Regions from separate parts of the Homo sapiens genome. Here region 1 is linked to region 2. Evidence: chromatin contacts called from ENCODE Hi-C or POLR2A ChIA-PET data. All regions are on one chromosome and are shown on one strand. The core of a region is the stretch at or near the end of the contact, and the rest is flanking DNA. Distances in the headings are between cores, read along the strand shown. Region 1 has its middle 21 kb from the start of ENO1-AS1. Region 2 overlaps RERE (arginine-glutamic acid dipeptide repeats).

The links. A loop is a pair of places that touch in the nucleus more often than their neighbours do. ChIA-PET counts read pairs that join two places held with the same protein, here RNA polymerase II (POLR2A). Pooled maps may share reads with other maps.
Region 1: a pooled map shows a loop between it and region 2 (6-fold over the local background). The contact joins two enhancer-like sites. A Hi-C loop is called at or near these places in 4 of 50 pooled maps. POLR2A ChIA-PET finds 5 or more read pairs at or near these places in 5 of 52 experiments (CD8-positive, alpha-beta memory T cell, H1, activated CD4-positive, alpha-beta T cell and 2 more).

Annotation. Positions count from the first base shown.
Region 1 is chr1:8,898,297-8,901,592 of GRCh38, forward strand. No RefSeq gene overlaps it. Among named protein-coding and RNA genes, the nearest start is that of ENO1-AS1, 21 kb to the left of the region's middle. Within about 2 kb of position 1,780, at least 9 of the 41 ENCODE cell types and tissues checked have a DNase peak (open chromatin) inside an H3K27ac peak, as active enhancers do.
Region 2 is chr1:8,699,922-8,703,450 of GRCh38, forward strand. All of the region lies in intron 1 of RERE (arginine-glutamic acid dipeptide repeats), which reads right to left. Among named protein-coding and RNA genes, the nearest start is that of RERE, 120 kb to the right of the region's middle. RefSeq lists silencers at 1,298-1,397, 3,113-3,529. Within about 2 kb of position 1,295, at least 29 of the 41 ENCODE cell types and tissues checked have a DNase peak (open chromatin) inside an H3K27ac peak, as active enhancers do.

The sequences.
Region 1 (3,296 bases), core at 530-3,029, 200 kb after region 2:
AGAGGGGGGATTGAGAGGTGAAGCCGGCTGGGCTTCTGGGTTGGATGGGGACTTGGAGAACTTTTCTGTCTAACTAGAGGATTATAAACTCATCAATCAGCACTCTGTCTAGCTAAAGGATTGTAAATGCACCAATCAGCACTCTCTAAAAATGCACCAATCAGCGCTCTGTGTCTAGCTAAAGGATTGTAAATGCACCAATCAGCACTCTTGTCTAGCTAAAGGATTATAAATGCACCAATCAGCACTCTGTAAAAACGCACCAATTAGCACTCTGTGTCTAGTTAAAGGATTGTAAATGCACCAATCAGCACTCTGTAAAATGGACCAATCAGCAGGATGTGGGCGGGGCCAAATAAGGGAATAAAAGCTGGCCACCCAAGCCAGCAGTGGCAACCAGCTTGGGTCCCCTTCCATGCTGTGGAAGCTTTGTTCTTTCGCTCTTCACAATAAATCTTGCTGCTGCTCACTCTGGGTTTGCACTACCTTTATGAGTTGTAACACTCACGGCAAGGGTCTATGGCTTCATTCCTGAGGTCAGCGAGACCACGAACCCACTGGGAGGAACAAACAATTCTGGACGCGCCACGTTTAAGAGCTGTAACACTCACTGCGAAGGTCTGTGGCTTCACTCCTGAAGTCAGCGAGACCACGAACCCACCGGAAGGAAGAAACTCCGGACACATCTGAACATCTGAAGGAATAAACTCTGGACAAACCATCTTTAAGAGCTGTAACAATCACCGCAAGGGTCCACAGCTTCATTCTTGAAGTCAGCGAGACCAGGAACCCACCGGAAAGAATAAATTCCGGACACAACATTTCTTTTTTCTTTGAGACAGGGTCTCAGTGGCACAATCATAGCTCACTGCAGCCTCAACCTCCTGGGCTCAAGAGATCCTCCTGCCTCAGTCTCCTGAGTAGCTGGCACACCGCCATGCCCTGCCAATTTTTTTTGTAGAGACAGGGGTCTCACTGTGCTGCCTACACTGGTCTCGAGCTCCTGGTCTCAAGCAGTCCTCCCTCCTGGTCGTCCCAAAGTGCTGGGATTATAGGTGTGAGCCACCGTGCCTGGCCTCTTTTCTTCTTTTTTCCCTCCACATGTGTCTTATTTTTTTTATTTTTTTATTTTTTGAGACAAAGTCTTGCTCTTCTCCCCCAGGCTGGAATGCAGTGTTGCCATCTTGGCTCACTGCAACCTCTGTCTCCCGGATTCAAGCAATTCTCCTGCTTCGCCCCCTCAAGTAGCTGGGATTACAGGTGCCCACCACCACGCGTGGCTAATTTTTGTATTTTTAGTAGAAGCGGGGTTTCACCATGTTGGCCAGGCTGGTCTAGAACTCCTGACCTCAGGTGATCTACCCGTTTCGGCCTCCTGAAGTACTGGGATTAGAGGCATGAGCCACCGTGCCCGGCCGTCTTTTGCTTTATTTTTGAGACAGAGTCTCACTCTGCTGCCCAGGCTGGAGTGCAGTGGTGCTATCTCGGCTCACTGCAACCTCTGCCTCCCCGGTTCCAGTGATTTTTGTGCCTCAGCCTCCCGAGTAGCTGCTGTGATTACTACAGGTGCCCACCACCACGCCTGGCTAATTTTTGTATTTTTAGTAGAGATGGGGTTTCACCATGTTGCTCAGGTTTGTCTCAAACTCCTGGCCCCAGGTGATCTGCCTGCCTTGGCCTCCCAAAGTGCTGGGATTACAGGCATGAGCCACTGAGCCTGGCCTCTATATAAGCCCTAAGTTCTAACCGCTCCTCTGAGTTACTCATCACTGAATTTCCGTTGCAGGTGATTCATGAGTTTCCAGGAAAGGGGTGGGTGATTTCCAGAATGAGGGTTCCTCCCCTTTTTAGACTATATAGGTAAACTTCTGGGCCAGGCATGGTGGCTCATGCCTGTAATCTCAGCACTTTGGAAGGCCAAGGCTGGCAGATCACTTGAGGTCAGGAGTTCAAGGACAGCCTGGCAAGCATGGAGAAATCCTGTCTCTACTAAAAATACAAAAATTAGCTGGGCGTGATGATGTGCTCCTGTACTCCCAGTTACTCAGGCAGCTGAGGCAGGAGAAGCCGGAGGCAGAGGTTGTGGTGAGCCAAGATTGTGCCACTGCACTCCAGCCTGGGTGACAGAGCAAGACCCTGTCTCAATAAACTAAACTAAACTAAAATAAATAAATAAAGGAATAGACTACATAGGCTAACTTCTGGATGTGGCTGTGGCATTTGTAAACTGTCATGGCGCTGATGAGAGTGTCTTTTAGCATGCTAATGTATTATAATTAATGTATACTGAGTAGGGAGGACTACCAGAGGTCACTTTCATTGCCATCTTGGTTTTGGCTGGTTTGGGCTGAGTTCTTTTTTTTTTTTTGAGACAGAGTCTCACTCTGTCACCCAGGCTGGAGTGCAGTGGCACAGTCTCAGCTCACTGCAATCTCCACCTCCCAGGTTCAAGTAATTCTCCTGCCTCAGCCTCCTGAGTAGCTGGGATACAGGCACGTGCCACCACACCCAGCTAATTTTTGTATATTTAGTAGAGACGGGGTTTCACCATGTTGATCAGGCTGGTCTCGACCTCCTGACCTTGTGGTCTGCCTGCCTTGGCCTCCCAAAGTCCTGGGATTACAGGCATGAGCCACCGCACCTGTCCTGGGCTGACTTCTTGACCACATCCTATTTTATCAGCAGGGTCTTTATGACCTGTATCTCATGATATCAATCCTGCAGACCTCATCTATCTTTTTTTTTTTTTTTTTTTTTTGAGACAAAGTCTCACTTTGTCACCCAGGCTGGAGTGCAATGACACCATCTCAGCTCACTGCAACTTCTGCCTCCCAGGTTCAAGCAATTCTCCTGCCTTAGCCTCCCAAGTAGCTGGGATTACAGGTGTGCACCACCATGCCTGGCTAATTTTTATTTTATTTTATTTTATTTTATTTTATTTTATTTTATTTTATTTTATTTTATTTTATTTTTAAGACAGAGTTTTGCTCTTGTCGCCCGGGCTGAAGTGCAATGGCAGGATCTCAGCTGACTGCAACCTCTGCCTCCCGGGTTCAAGCAATTCTCCTCCCTCAGCCTCCCAAGTAGCTGGGACTACAGGCACTTGTCACCACACTGGCTAATTTTTGTATTTTTAGTAGAGATGGGGTTTTACCATGTTGGCCAGGCTGGTCTCGAACTCCTGACCTCAAATGATTCATCCACCTGGGCCTCCCAAAGCACTGGGATTACAAACATGAGCTACCGCATCTAGCCTCCGAGTAATTTTTATATTTTTAGTAGAGACAGAGTTTCAC
Region 2 (3,529 bases), core at 45-2,544:
TGACACAAAGGTACCACATTTATAATATCAGCTTTAGTCATAAACAGATTTCAATCAAGTTTGTTTCTACGACTTTTGCTCCTTTTTAAAAATGCAATGGATAGCCCAGGCGCAGTGGCTCATGCCTGTAATACCAGCACTTTGGGAGGCCGAGGCGAGTGGATCACAAGGTCAGGAGTTCGAGACCAACCTCGCCAACATAGTGAAACCCCATCTCTACTAAAAATACAAAAATTAGCCAGGCGTGGTGGCACACGCTTGTAGTCCCAGCTACTCAGGAGGCTGAGGCTGGAGAATCACTTGAACCCGGGAGACGGAGGCTGCAGTGAGCCGAGACCATGCCATTGCACTCCAGCCTGGGTGACAGAGTGAGACTCCAACTCAAAAAAAATAAAAATAAAAATAAATGCAGTAGATAATAACAGCTCTGGACAGTAGTATCTACTCAACAGGAAAGCAGACAGTAAAGAGACCAGACCACTGAGAACCCATGTCAGTCACATTACAATCTATGTTACAGCCTGAAAAGCCTGAAAAGACTCAAATCTACTCATAAATACTTTCTAATAACTTGAAACAATAACACTATAAAATATCAAGTTGGCCACACATGCCCCTGAGCAGACACGTCTAAAAGCTTCTATGTGCCACCCAGCCCATGGCCAAACTGCTGTTGGTCAATGGGTTGCTCAAGTCCTTTTGTACAATGTAACGAGAGGTAAGAGACAAGGGGGAAACATTCTAGCCACCTTATCTCCAATGATGCCAACATTTATTTCTGCTTGAGTTTTACAAACTAATCCTAGACTAGTTAACAAAGAACCCATTTTTCATTGTTGATTTTTACACAAAATATTGGCTTCCTATGTCATTATAAAATGGATGGCTCCATCGGCTTCTCAGCCTACACAATAGCAAGCAAAACCCTTTGGCCTTGGAAAAGCATGGTAAATATAATACCTACTAATAAGTTACATGGTTTACCAATTTCCTCAAAATCAAAAATAAATCTCTCACAAGTCAACTATTAAATAAGTAAACAAAAGCTTGTCTTGTTCTATCACTTGCTTAAAAGCAAGCACGGTGGCATGGGAGAGGGATTAAGAAACACAACCAGTCAAGTCCATAAAACCTTCAGTGTAAGATAAAACTACCCTGTAGGAGCAGCCAATGCATTCTGACCTAACAGCTGTACACAGTTGCACTAGTTAAAATGAAAAGCTAGTCTGCATCACACACAGGCAATTCACTGAGCCTTACTGATACGTTGATGGGGTTTACCATCACAGTCTTCCCTCCCCTAACCTACAATGTAAAAAATGAATTGCCATATAGCTGAAGGCACCGGGATGGGGGTGAGGGGAATACACACACACACACACACACACACACACACACACACGCACACACTCCCTCCCTCCCTCTCTCAGGCATTTCAAAAATAATCACAACCATGTAGATTGTAACATATCCTATACGCTATAAAAACACACACACAAAGGAAGTGGTACAGCTACATTACGTCAGCTCTTGCCTCAATTCATAAATGCAAAAACCACAAAACAAGACAAAAATCTAAACGGCCTTTTTCTGGAAATCTTAGAGTGAATGAATGTGGGTTAAGTCTTTAAATATGTTATTGAACACTTCTCGCAGATGCATTGCTTTCATCAGCCACGGGGAGGGAAAAAGTGTAATCTTGGTCAATTCTATCATGCAACCAGATCAAATAACATTTCAAGTGCAGCCTGCCAAGCGCCAGCGCCTGCCGGAGTACAATGAGCGCTCAACTGCTCTGGACTGAAAAACCATCTTTCACTGGTCCCAGGGATCTTTATAAAATAGTTTAAACACTACTAAATTACAGAGTTAGAAAAAAAAAATACAAGCTCAACTCTGCTGCCCCCACACTATTGTGAAGCTGCTGTTAAGCATCTAAAAATCTGCCTTGTGTAATTTACTAGGCAATGTAAATATTCAGAAAGGCAACTGCCTCTCAGAGCCCAAGTCTAACACATGCATAAAAATGTAGAGTTGGTTGTGCTTCTGGAAATAATTGCCCACAGATCAACGTGCTTACATGGGATATTGTTCCCATCTGTAAGGTTTCAAATCATGTCTACTTTAAATTTGGAGTTTCCAGAAAGAGGAAAAAAAAAAAAAAGCCAGAACTCAAAACAGTAATTTTGGCACAGAATTGTGAGGACTTTGTTAAATCTGTTCTCAACTTTTACTCAGTGTCTCAATCTTAAAACACAGAGGCACAAAGGGAAAATGGAATTTCTCTGTAGACACCCGTGTTCATTCACAGACCATTTTTTAGATTTTCCGTGTGGCTGAGAGGCCTCCAGCCAAACAATGCCCACAGAGCGCGGGGCACATGTGCGCCAGGGACGCTTAAGGGCTGCAAGTAAAACAAAGTAACCTATTACAGGAGTTTCCTTCTCAGCAAACAAAAAGTGGTCAAGCAGGTCTCCCTACAGTTTCAGAAAACAAGAGTTGAGTAAACAAGAGAGGAGAAACAAGGAAGACAGCATCCCACACTAAAAAATTCTTTTAACAATTTAAACGTAAAACAATCGTCAAGAGTACCTCCGCATTTTAGCTACTCTGGCAAAATAACAGTAGTTCGGTCCAAGAAGAAAATTTCATTTGTCACTTAAGTAGCCTCAAATCAAGTCCATCAAATTCATTTTATTTTTAAACTTGTTTATTCCACAGTAAAGCAATGAAGTTTCTGATCAAAGAGCGACTTCTGCATTATACTCGGCTTCAAAAGCACTTTCCTTTCAGAAGAAAAAAATAAAAATATATACATATACATGTATTTTTAAATAGTGTTTTCTCTCCCCCCTCAAAAAAATGTTTTCTGTTCGATTTAATTAACTGAGATTTCAAGAGTTTGGGGCTACTTAAAAACTAGTGAGCCCAACAGAAATGCAATGGGACACGGCAAATACTGACTCCCCGTTCCTGGAAAGCCATCATCATTCTTAGGAACACCCGAGTTCCATCTTTCTAGGGTCGGCTGGAACACTCCGTGCACCCACCCCGAGCCCCCCGCCCGCACTTGTCCAACTTTCTGGCCCGAGATTCGCGTCCCCCTCGACGCACGAGGCCGCCGGCCACTTGCCTGCGGCCCGCTGGCGGCGAGAGCTGAGCCCGCGGGCCTGGTCCTCCTCCTCCGGCGCAGGGCCCCGCCAACTCCGGACCCGCGGAAAGGGGCGGCGCAGGCGGGCAGGTGGGGGCCCGGGGAGTGAAGTGCACTTGCTAAAACAAAAGGAGGCCTGAGCGGCCGCAGGGCACCGCGGCGCGGGCGCAGGTCCCGGCGGCTTGGCGGCTCCGGGAGGCGGTGGCCGCGCGGGGCCCCGCCCGCGGCTAGGGAGGCGGCCGCCCTGGCCCGAGCCTGCTGCCCACGGCCGCGGCACTCAGCTCGCACTCCTTCAGCCCGGGAGGCCGGGCCAGCACTGCCACATGCCGGTGACCCAGACGCCGGGAGAGAAAGAGCAGACTCCCCGCGACGGCGGCG